Linked DNA regions of Homo sapiens: region 1 is linked to region 2. A link is an interaction called in ENCODE POLR2A ChIA-PET data of the cell type or tissue named here. Cell type or tissue: MCF 10A. All regions are shown on one strand. Each heading gives the region's core, and the rest is flanking DNA. Links, peaks and the distances in the headings are about the cores only. Region 1 overlaps KCNN3 (potassium calcium-activated channel subfamily N member 3). Region 2 holds the start of RXFP4 (relaxin family peptide/INSL5 receptor 4).

Region 1 (5,371 bases), core at 57-5,056, 1.1 Mb after region 2:
GCTGGATGCATCAGTGAGGAACAAAGGCATGCATGGGGGAAAGGATCCAGTGTGATGGAATGACGGATGCTCTCCCACCCAGATTATGTGCAAACCCTGGAATGAATCCGCCTCCACACTGACTTTGGAGATCTGGGGCAGGTCGGGTTTCCAACTGCAGGTCTTTAGTATTCCTTGACTAAGTCAGCTTAGTCAACTACGTTAACGAGGTCAAGTCAAGCTAAGTTAACTACTCCAGCCATTCTTAGAGGTATTTCACTGCAGGCTTTTTGTGTTCTATTTCTGCCTTTCCCCCCACAACAGTTGGGTAACAGTCCCCAGCATAGTGAATAAGTTCTGTAAGATTTAATATTGATTTGTTGGAGTTTTTAAAAATTGAAAGTATAATTAATGATTTATTGCTACTTTGCAGTTTGCATTAATCACTGTCATTAATGGTAATCCTTTTAGGTGGTTTATAACTTTTAAATGGAGTCTGTTAATTCCCAAGCCTGGTGGCTTTGTCTCTAGGCTGCATTGGGGTCTGCCACCCTCCCATGCCCCCGACATCCCTCCCCATCACCCCATTTGCTTTAAGATACAGGGATGAAACTCCAGGTGTAAACTTTTCAGGGTCAGCCTCTTACCAAGGAACAGACATTTGGGTACCTTCCTGGCCAAGAGGAGGGGTGGTGCACAAGCTGGCTCTGGGCCTTTGCTGTGGGCAGAGAGAACCAGGCCACTGCTAGCTCTTCAACCCACTACTTCATTTACAACTCTCTGACTTTGTATTCCCTGGTTTGCATGTCTGACACCTCACTTGGCACATGATTTATTACAGCTTTTCAATAGCCCGTTCTTTCTGATTGACCTGTCCATCTCCATTTGGAGTGGAAAGATTGGCTTCTAGGTGTTTGTGGTGAGAATATTCCTGAGTGCGATGGTTTGGGGTTAGGAGCTTCCTGCTCTTGGTACAGAACCGAGGACCACAACTAAAGGAACTCCCCTTTCTCTGGCTGGGAAATGAAAAGGGTGGGGAAATACACACTAGAAGTTGCCTGAGACCTGGCTGAAGGAGAGAAACTTTCTGTTTTGCCAACACCTTCAGGGATAGAAAAAAAATCAAACTTCTGCCTGCATCACAGGCAAGGGAAGGCAGCTCAATGGAAACAGCATGAAAAGAACTTCGGAGCCCATATAGGTCAATCCCCTGCTTCTGGGGTGGGCATTCTCTCCCACATGAATAGGTCCAGATTTCATTTTGAAAACATTTCCCTGGGAGGAATCTTCCCTCAAATTCTCTCTCTTTCCGTCTCTACCCTTCTTCAAGGTTTGACAATCTCTCTAACCAAAATCCCTCTTGCTGTAGTTAGAGCCTCTTAGGGACCAGTTAAACTGGAATAAGGGATGGCCATAACAAAACATGCAAATTCCTTTTCCTTTTAAAGAGAAATATGTCTCCTGGATATTACCTGAATAAACCCATCAGCTTGCTGTTACTTTTCTGGGATTATACTTGATGAGGATGGTTGCAGAAAGTCCTGTAAACATCTTCTATAGTCTGTATGGGGAGGACAAGTCCCACCTGTTTCCAGTGGAACATTCTGATTCCTGTTGTTACTCTATATTTACAGAGTGGGCTCCACTAAGAGCCCACCTCCTTCTGTCACTGGTGGAAAGGCTATTTAATATGATCCCAATTAGAGGGAGGAGGATCTGGGATGGTTGTTGGAACATGGCAGACGGGGGAGACCCGGAGGGAATAAACCACCCCAGGATGCTGTGTGACCACCTGACCCTCTGCAAAGCAGCATCGTGGCACTCTGTTCCCTTTCAAGGTTCCCACAGTGAGTGCCACCCATTTTTACCACAATGGCAACAGGATTTATGCTCCCACCCACTCTCAGTTCTGAACTTTCTATGGCTTTGCCCCTCATTGGTCATAAAACACGTGTCACCTGCCTCTCTGACTTGGCTTTTCTTGCAATTACATGGTTTCCTTTGCGATCTTCCTGGCCAGTGGAAGCAGAAGGATGCTTTTACAGACAGGGTATTATAGATGGGTTGGCAGATGAGGTGATTTCTGAGGGCCTGGCACAATGCCCAAAGGGACGTGAGTCAGCTCTCAGAGGAGGTTTGGTTTTTCCTTCCAAATTCATACAAACAGCAGTGAAGTTTAAAAGATCCTCAAGTGGATTACAACCCCCATTCATTTGGCAGCAGAGGAGCACAACTGTCAAAAAGTCCAGGTACTTTAAGCTGTGGAAGAGGCACAGAGTCACTCTCAAGTTGGACAGGGCTTCAAGCTATTTCTAAAATTAACATCGGGGCCTTTCGTTCCCTTTCGAGGTTCCTTTGAGGAATGGGTGAAAGCCACCTCTTCTTGACCACAGCAGTGACTGGATTTATTTTTGTCCTGTCTTCCTCCTCCACATTCTCAGTTCTCGAGGCTTTTTATTGTTTTTGGTTTTAGCCAGGCTTGGGCTGGTTGCTTACTCTCCGGTGTGCAGGGCTTCTAGAAGTGTTAGCCACAGCCAGCGGGAGGCAGCCGATCACCCATCCCACCTGCTGAGCTGTCGCGGGCAGACATCTGTTGAGCTCCTCCCCAGCACCAGCCGCAAGAATGTACCTGATGTGGTCTTTGCTCTGCAAGAGCTCTCAGTTTAGAGCAGTCTTTTTGAGAAAAAAAAAAAAAAAGTGGTATGATACACGTAATATAAAATACCATCCTAACTTGTTTTTTTTTTTTTTTTTTGAGATGGAGTCTCACTCTGTCACCCAGGCTGGAGTGCGGTGGTGCGATCTTGACTCGCTGCAACCTCTGCCTCCCAGGTTCAAGTGATTCTCCTGCCTCAGCCTCCCTAGTAGCTGGGATTACAGACATGCACCACCATGCCCAGCTAATTTTTGTATTTTTAGTAGAGATGGGGTTTTACCATGTTGGCCAGGCTGGTCTCGAACTCCTGACCTCAGGTGATCCACTCACCTCGGCCTCCCAAAGTGCTGGGATTACAGGCGTGAGCCACCACACTTGGCCTCATCCTAACCATTTTTAAGTATATAGTTCAGTGATGTTATGTTTACTCATATTGATGTGCAAACAATCTCCAGAACTCTTGTCTCCTGCAAACCTGAAATTCTGTACAGTATATACATGGGGGATGTGTTCCAAGATCCCTGGTGGATGTCTAAAACTGCAGATAGTACCGAATCCTACAGAGAGAGATAGTCCCAGATTTAACGATGATTTGACTTAAGATTTGTCGACTTTATGATGGTGTGAAAGCAACACACATTCAGCAGGAACTGTACTTTGAATTTTGAATTTTGATCTTTTCCTGGGCTAGTGGTATGCGGCATGATATTCTCTTGTGATGTTGGGCAGCGGCAGAGAGCCCCGGTCAGCCCTGTGATCACGAGGGTCAGCAACTGATACAGTACTCTACCGTTTACAGTGTTCAGTAAATCACATGAGATATTCAATGCTTTATTATAAAATAGGCTTTGTGATAGATGATTTTGCTCAAATGTAGGCTAATGTAAGTGTTCTGAGCACACAAGGCAGGCTAGGTTAAGCTGTGACATTCGGTAGGTTAGGTGTATTAAATGCATTTTCTACTTACAATATTTTCAATTTACAACGGGCTCATCAGGACGTGACCCATCATAAGTTAAGGAGTATCTGTAATGCTGCAATGAACATGGGTGTGCAAACATCCCTTTGATACTCTGCTTTTAAAAGCAAGTGTTCTTGGCTGGGCATGGTGGCTCACGCCTGTAATCCCAGCACTTTGGGAGGCCGAGGCGGGCAGATCACCTGAGATCAGGAGTTCGAGACCAGCCTGGCCAACATATATGTTGCCATATATGTAGCGAATCCTCATTTCTCTACTAAAAAATGCAAAAAATTAGCTGGGCATTGTAGTGCATGCCTGTAGTCCCAGCCACTTGGGAAGCTGAGGCAGGAGAATTGCTTGAACCCAGGAGGCAGAGGTTGCAGTGAGCCAAGATCGCACCACTGCACTCCTCCAGCCTGGGCGACAGAGCGAGACTCTGTCTCTCAAAACAAACAAACAAACAAACAAACAAACAAAAAAAGCAAGCATTCCTAACCTGGGGCCCGTGAACTCCCAGAAACTAGCTGCAATACATGGTGTGTTTCTGTAAATGCTTCTTGTTCTAGGGAAAGCAAATTCATAGCTCGCATCAGGTTTTCAGTGGGCTTAGGATGTCAGGAGGGCTCAGTCTAGAGAGTAACAAAAGCAGCACCTCCTTCGGAATCCCCCAAGGCCCTGCCTGTCCTGAGTGCCGCCTCTCCGATGGCAGGGCAGGTGTGAAGGAGCAAGTCATTCACTTCTTGGTTCCTGTCCCAGCTGTGCCATTTACTACCTGGGTGACACTTGGCAGTTCAGCTGACGTCTTGGAGCCCTAGTCTTCAAATCTGTAAAATAGAAATAATGACAACGTCTTCCTAGGATTGTTAGGAAGATTAAACTAGATTTAGCACAATGGTCAAAAGCATAATGTGGTAGGCTGAATCATAATGCCCCCCCCTGCCCCACCGACCACCACCCTGCCAAAATATCCAGCTCCTAATCCCTGGATATCCTGGCAAAAGGGACTTTGCAGGATGTGGTTAAATGAAGGATCTTGAGATGGAGGAGAGTATCCTGGGTTATCCAGGTGGGATCTAAACGTAATCACAAGTGTCTTTGTGAAAAGGGAGGCAGAGGAAGCTACCGAAGAGGAAGCAGGACGAGTGATGGTGAAGCAGGAGGCTGGAGTGGTGGGAGAAGAGGCTACGAGGCAGGGAAGGCAGGCCCTCTCTGGAAGCTGGAAAAGCAAGGAAACGGATTCCCCCGCCTGATCTTCGGGAAGGAGCCAGCCCTGCGGACAACCTCCACGTTAGTCTAGTGAAACTGATTCCACACATCTGGCCTCCGGAGCTGTAATATAATAAATCTGTGTTGTTTTAAGTAATGTGTTACAGCAGCAATAAGAAATGAGTGTACGTGGACTCTGGGGCCAGACTGCCTGGGTCTGAGTAAACCACTTACCAGCTGTGTGACCTTGGGCATGTCACTTAATCTCTTCATGCCTCAGTTTCCTCATCTTTCAATAATAAGGCCCACCACAAAAGGGCTGCTATGAGGAGTAAAGAAGCTAGTATGTGTAAGTCATTGAGACTAGCACCCGGAACCTAGTAAACGCTGTGTTAAGTATTTGTTAAATAAAATAACTAAAAAGCACGTGAAGGTGGCTGGCTCACAGGAGGCTGTGGGGTGATGCGAGTGGATGCTGACGGGTTTGGCGGCGTGGGCTGTGCTCCGTGGAGTCAGTTCAGGAAGGCAGGGGAGTATTTGGTGCCTCTCAGGAAGACTATGGTAATCTT
Region 2 (5,335 bases), core at 336-5,335:
TTACAAAAAATTGGCCAGGCATGGTAGCGGGAGCCTGTAGTCCCAGCTACTCGGGAGGCTGAGGCAGGAGAATCGCTTGAACCCGGGAAGCGGAGGTTGCAGTGAGCTGAGATCACACCACTGCACTCCAGCCTGGGCGACAGAACGAGACTCTGTCTCAAACAAACAAACAAACAAACAAGAATAATAGCTAACAGTATATTTCACTGTTAAATCTTTAGTAGCCCATTTTACAGTTGAGAACAGTGAGGTACAAAGAGGTAAAGTAATTTGCTGGAGGTAAAGCTGTGAATCCAGGTGCTCTGACACTCAAATTGATACTCTGGGCTTTGCATTTGGGGCAGGGAGGACTAGCACCACTTTCTGAGGTCTCTGCTTTTCTGGCTCTACCTGCAGCCTGTTCTCCCAGCCCCCTCCCCTCTTTAATCGCTCACCTCCCTTCACCCCACCCATGTCTTTGACTTGTCATTATCTTCACTTCTTTCAAATCCTGATTTAAAGGGAGACACACAGGCACTCCCGTCAGCACCAGGGTTTTACACCCAGGGCCTGGCAGGTGCTGGAAATTCCAGCAATACCCCACACCTGGCATCCCTTCAAGGGAACTACAGCTTTTGCAGCTGAGGCCTCTGCAGGCAGCAAGTTTCAGTGGTCACCACTGAGATGGTAAGGTGAGGACAGGGGAAGCTGGCATTTTTGGCCTTGATACCGGAGAAAGACAAGGGATACCCTGTTTTGAGGTGGGGGGTGGGTACAGAGAGAGATGGGCACTGACCTCTGATTCATTAGCCTAGAACCCTTAGGGAAGTTTTCCTAGGTATTCTTGCAGAAAGCAGAAATGGAGCAACGAATCCTTTTGTTCCATACTGAACTGGAGGTGGAACTGGGATAAAAGGTCAAGACAATTTGTGGATAATCCAGAGGTTTATTCTCAGATCCTCTTCTTTCCCATCTCCAAATAAAGACTTAAGCTTTGTCACATCCAGCTCTGATCTGAGCCCCCGCCTCCCCCATTCACCACACCCAGAGTTGGGGATCAAAGATCAGACTTTTCCCTGAGGGCACTGCAGCCTGGCAGAGAGGGCAGCTTCTCCCCAGGACTCAAGGATCCTACACTTGGTGGATCTCAGAAAGAGGAGTGTGTTCAGCTTGCGCCCTTCACCCGGGTGTCCCTCTGTCCAGGTTGGTGAGCAGGGTAGAAGGGCGGCTCTCCCGGGGGTTGCTTGCGACCCACCGCCTGCCTACCTGCTTTAGGGCCACCTGTTGCACCCAGCCTCCGCCCTGGGGCCACAGCCTCAACCGCAGATCCCTGAAGGTGCCTGCCAGAGCCTGCCGGGGCTCCCGCCTCAGGAGACAGTACAGCACAGGGTTGAGGCAGCTATTGCTGTGTGCCAAGCAAGTAGTGACAGGGAAGACATACGTCTGGATAGTATAGAAAGTACTGTTCCAGGGCACCAGGTCAAACTTCACCAGGACACCCCAGAGAGTGACCACATGGTTGGGAAACCAGCAGAGGAAGAAGGAAGCCACCAGGATGCGGACAGAGCGGGCCACGACCCTGCTGTCCTGCCGCCGCCGTTGCCGCCGCTGCAGGAAGGCCAGCAGCAGCAGGTAGCTGGTGGTGATGACGCCCAAGGGCACCATGAAAGCCAGCACCACCCTCTGCAGCTGGTAGGCCCCCAGCCAGTACCTGCTGGGGAAACGCAGCAGGCAAAGGCGCACACCACACACCTCACCCTCCACCCCGAAGACAGCTGTGGGCACCGTCACCAGGGCAGCCGCCGCCCACACTGCCAGGGTGGCTATTCGGGCCCAGAAGAGTGAGAGGTGGGTGCCTGGCCCCGCAGCCATGGCCACCACCCAGTAGCGAGCAACGCTCAGCGCTGTGATGAGGAAGATGCTGGCATAGACGTTGAGGACAGTGGCCGTCAGAACCATCTTGCAGAGGGCACCTCCGAAGGGCCAGTGAAAGTCCAGTGCCGACTCGGCTGCCCAAAAGGGGAGAGTGAGTGCCAGTCCCAGGTCCGCCAGAGCCAGGTTGAAGACGAAGGTGTCTGAAGGTGGGCCAGGGGCTCTCCGGGCACAGTTACTCAGTACCCACAGCACCGCCAAATTTCCCAGCAAGCCAATGGCCCCCACAAGCCCATAGGCCAGGGCAACCATGAGCCTCAGGGCTAGGAATTTGACAGGCATCGGAGCATCATCAGCACTCAGCACACTGCCTCCGGAGGCATTGGCCCAGAAGAATGTGGGTGGAGAGGCAGAAGTATTGAGTGTGGGCATCGCAGGGCATCAGAGATTGGTGGTGCTGAGAAGAGAGGTCTGCAAGTGTCTGCCAGACTGGCAGAGGCCACTGAAGGCTCTAGGAAGGAGGCTGTAGAATTAAGTGCTTCTCTGGGGCCTCTGGTGAGCCCTGGCCCACGCCCACACCTCAGAGGGAGGGGTGTGGAAAGGACAACCCACCACCTTCCTGTTGGTCAAGATTGGTGGTAGGTGGGGCAGGGCGAGGCACAGCCTGAATGCCAGGGTATATGTGCATGCGCCCGCCTGTAAGAGGGGCTCTAAATGGCAGAGAGGGAGGGGAGAAGGGAGAGTTACCCCGCTATGGAGGGCAGCCCCAAGCCTCCACCCCAGGGAGAGAGCTGGAGGTTCCCTGTCCCAGAGATGACAGGAACCAAACTAGAGCTGCCTCTGTTCCTAACAGTGCAGAGGCCTCCCTCCTCTGCAGAAAGTGTTCCCTTGGGGCCCAAAGCAAGGGGCCTGGGAGGTGGCATAGAGGCAGGGAATCAGCATGGGTGTCCAAGAGAGGAAAGAGCGGAGGCTGCGGAGTCCCAGACCTGCTGCTCACTAGCCGTGTGACTGGGAGAGTTACTTTACTCCCCTAAGCCTGTTTTCTTGCTTAAAATTTTCAGGTAAGTCTGCTTCACAGGAGTGGCATGATGCAATGAGAGAACACATGTGAAATAGCAATTTGTATGAATATTATTTCAAAGGAGAAGTTTGGGGTGTTTGTGGCAGAAGGGTACTGAGAGGCTATTACCATGCCCAGGGAACAGTGCCAACTAAAACAGGTTGGAATTCATCTCAGCAGCAGTGACCTTGAGGCTAAGAGCAGGGAGGGAAAAGAGAGAGGAAGTCACAGCTTCCTGTTTCCTCCCCACTGGGAACACTGGGCCTATGAGGGCCTGTGTGGACCTGGGCATGCCCTCAGTTCTGTTCCTGCTCCTGATAATTAAACATTCCTGCTAACCTCTATCGCCGCCTTTCCCCCCTTTCCTGCTCTAGTCTGTGGACAGAGCTCAGCGGTCCCCCTACTCTCTCCTGCAAACCCCATGTCAGAGCTAAGGATCCTGAGATACGCCCTCACCACACCTCATCCTGTCTCCCCATGATCTCAATCATAACTGGAAAAAAAAAATGCTTCATTGGGCCCTCCCCTTTCATTGCCTACATCTCTACCTACTGCAGAAGGAGCTGAGGTGGGGACAAAGAGAAGGCAGGAGGTGGATAGGTAAAAGAGTAAGGCTTTCTCAAGGATTCCAATATATTCAGCCCCTTCTTGCCCTCTGCCAGCTAATTAAGATAACGTTCGATGTTCAGTTCCTTTGGAGTGCTGAGGGAAGAGAGGGGCCCTTTGCGACAATAAATCAGCAGTGGGCTTGTGAACACATAGGAGAAACCCAGAGGTGAGAGTGATACAGGCTGGGTGCCAACATGTTGGGGCTTTCGAACCAGGGATGAGTATAAAGGGGGTGGCAGAAGGGGAGTGCCCAGCCCAAGGTCAGGTGAGCCCCACAGGCTACCTTCTGGCCTCATGGCTGCTCCTGTGTGACTGTGTCATCACTGTCTCTCGGGGCCATGTCTACTCCTCTGCCCACCCAGAATCACCCTGCTAATCTGGCAATTAAGATAACTGCTTGGCCAGACGAGGTGGCTCATGCCTGTAATCCCAGCACTTTGGGAGGCCGAGGTGAGCGAATCACCTGAGGTCGGGAGTTCAAGACCAGCCTGACCAACATGGGGAAAGCCCGTCTCTACTAAAAATACAAAATTAGTGGCGCGTGGTGGCGAGTGCCTGTAATCACAGCTACTCGGGAGGCTGAGGCAGGAGAATCACTTGAACCCGGGAGGCAGAGATTTTGGTGAGCTGAGATCACACCACTGCACTCCAGCCTGGGCGACAGAGCGAGACTCCATCTCAAAAAAAAAAAAAAATTTTTTTTCTTTTTTTCTTTTTTTTTTGGTTGAGAAGAGGTCTCACTCTGTCACCCAGGCTGGAGTGCAGTGGCACAATCTTGGCTCAGTGCCTCGACCTCCCCAGGCTCAGGTGATCCTCCTACCTCAGCCACAGGAATGTGCTACCACACAGGCTAATTTTTGTATTTTTAGGAGAGATGGGGTATCCCTATGTTGCCCAGGATTGTCTTGAACTCCTGGGCTCAAGCAACCCTCTCACCTCACCCTCCCAAAGTGCTGGGATTACAGCCATAAGCCACCACGCCTAGCATCAAAAATATTCTTGAAATGACCTCAGGTGATCCTCCTGCCTTGGCCTCCCAAAGTGCTGGGATTACAGGCATGTCAGGAGATCGAGACCATCCTGGCTAACATGGTGAAACCCCATCTCTAAAAAAAAAAAATACAAAAATTAGCCGGGTGTGGTGGCAGGTGCCTGTAGTCCCAGCTACTCGGGAGGCTGAGGCAGGAGAATGGTATGAACCCGGGAGGTGGAGCTTGCAGTGAGCCGAGATCGTGCCACTGCACTCCAGCCTGGGCGACAGAGTGAGACTCCGTCTCAAAAAAAAAAAAAAAAAAAAATCAGCTGGTCATGGTGACACTTTGGGAGGCTGAGGCGAATGGATTGCTTGAGCCCAGTAATTCAAGACCAGTCTGGGCAACATGGCAAAACCCCATCTCTACAAAAGATAACAAAAAATTAGCCAGGCATGGTGGTTCATGCCTGTGGTTCCAGCTACTTGGTTCCAGCTACTCTACTAAAAATACAAAACAACAACAACAAAAAATTAGCTGGGCGTGGTGGCGGGCACCTGTGATGTGGGAGGATCACCTGAGACTGGGAGGTCAAAGCTGGAGTGAGCTGTGATCATGCCACCGCACTCCAGCCTGGGTGACAGAGTGAGACCCCCGTCTCAAAAAAAAAAAAAAACCCACAAAAAACAAAAAAACACTGGGTAACCTCATGGCAATCCAAGCACATGGCACAAAGTATAGCCAGGCCTCATAGGGGCTAGAAATGGGGCTATACACTCTAATTCTTTTTGAATAGCTGCTCCATTATTCTTTTTGAATAGCTGCTCCATTATTCTTTTTGATA

What was found. ChIA-PET counts read pairs that join two places held together with the same protein. Peaks named below come from ENCODE experiments on the same cell type or tissue, not always from the same donor. Only the 100,000 strongest peaks of a DNase experiment are listed, where the experiment ranks them.
Region 1: POLR2A ChIA-PET joins it to region 2 with 5 read pairs; 1 of 35 experiments calls an interaction of 5 or more read pairs at or near these places.

Annotation. Positions count from the first base shown.
Region 1 is chr1:154,788,592-154,793,962 of GRCh38, reverse strand. The region is part of intron 2 of KCNN3 (potassium calcium-activated channel subfamily N member 3); the gene reads left to right. Among named protein-coding and RNA genes, the nearest start is that of KCNN3, 79 kb to the left of the region's middle. RefSeq lists an enhancer at 2,189-2,498. In MCF 10A, for the core only: no CTCF peak of the experiment used is centred there; a DNase peak (open chromatin) is centred at 2,072.
Region 2 is chr1:155,938,658-155,943,992 of GRCh38, reverse strand. It overlaps RXFP4 (relaxin family peptide/INSL5 receptor 4), which reads right to left and starts at 2,355. Exons shown (of 1, transcript NM_181885.3): 1 at 906-2,355. The coding sequence starts at 2,283. The coding sequence ends at 1,159. RefSeq lists an enhancer at 1,802-2,301 and a silencer at 2,621-2,915. In MCF 10A, for the core only: no CTCF peak of the experiment used is centred there; DNase peaks (open chromatin) are centred at 2,432 and 3,082.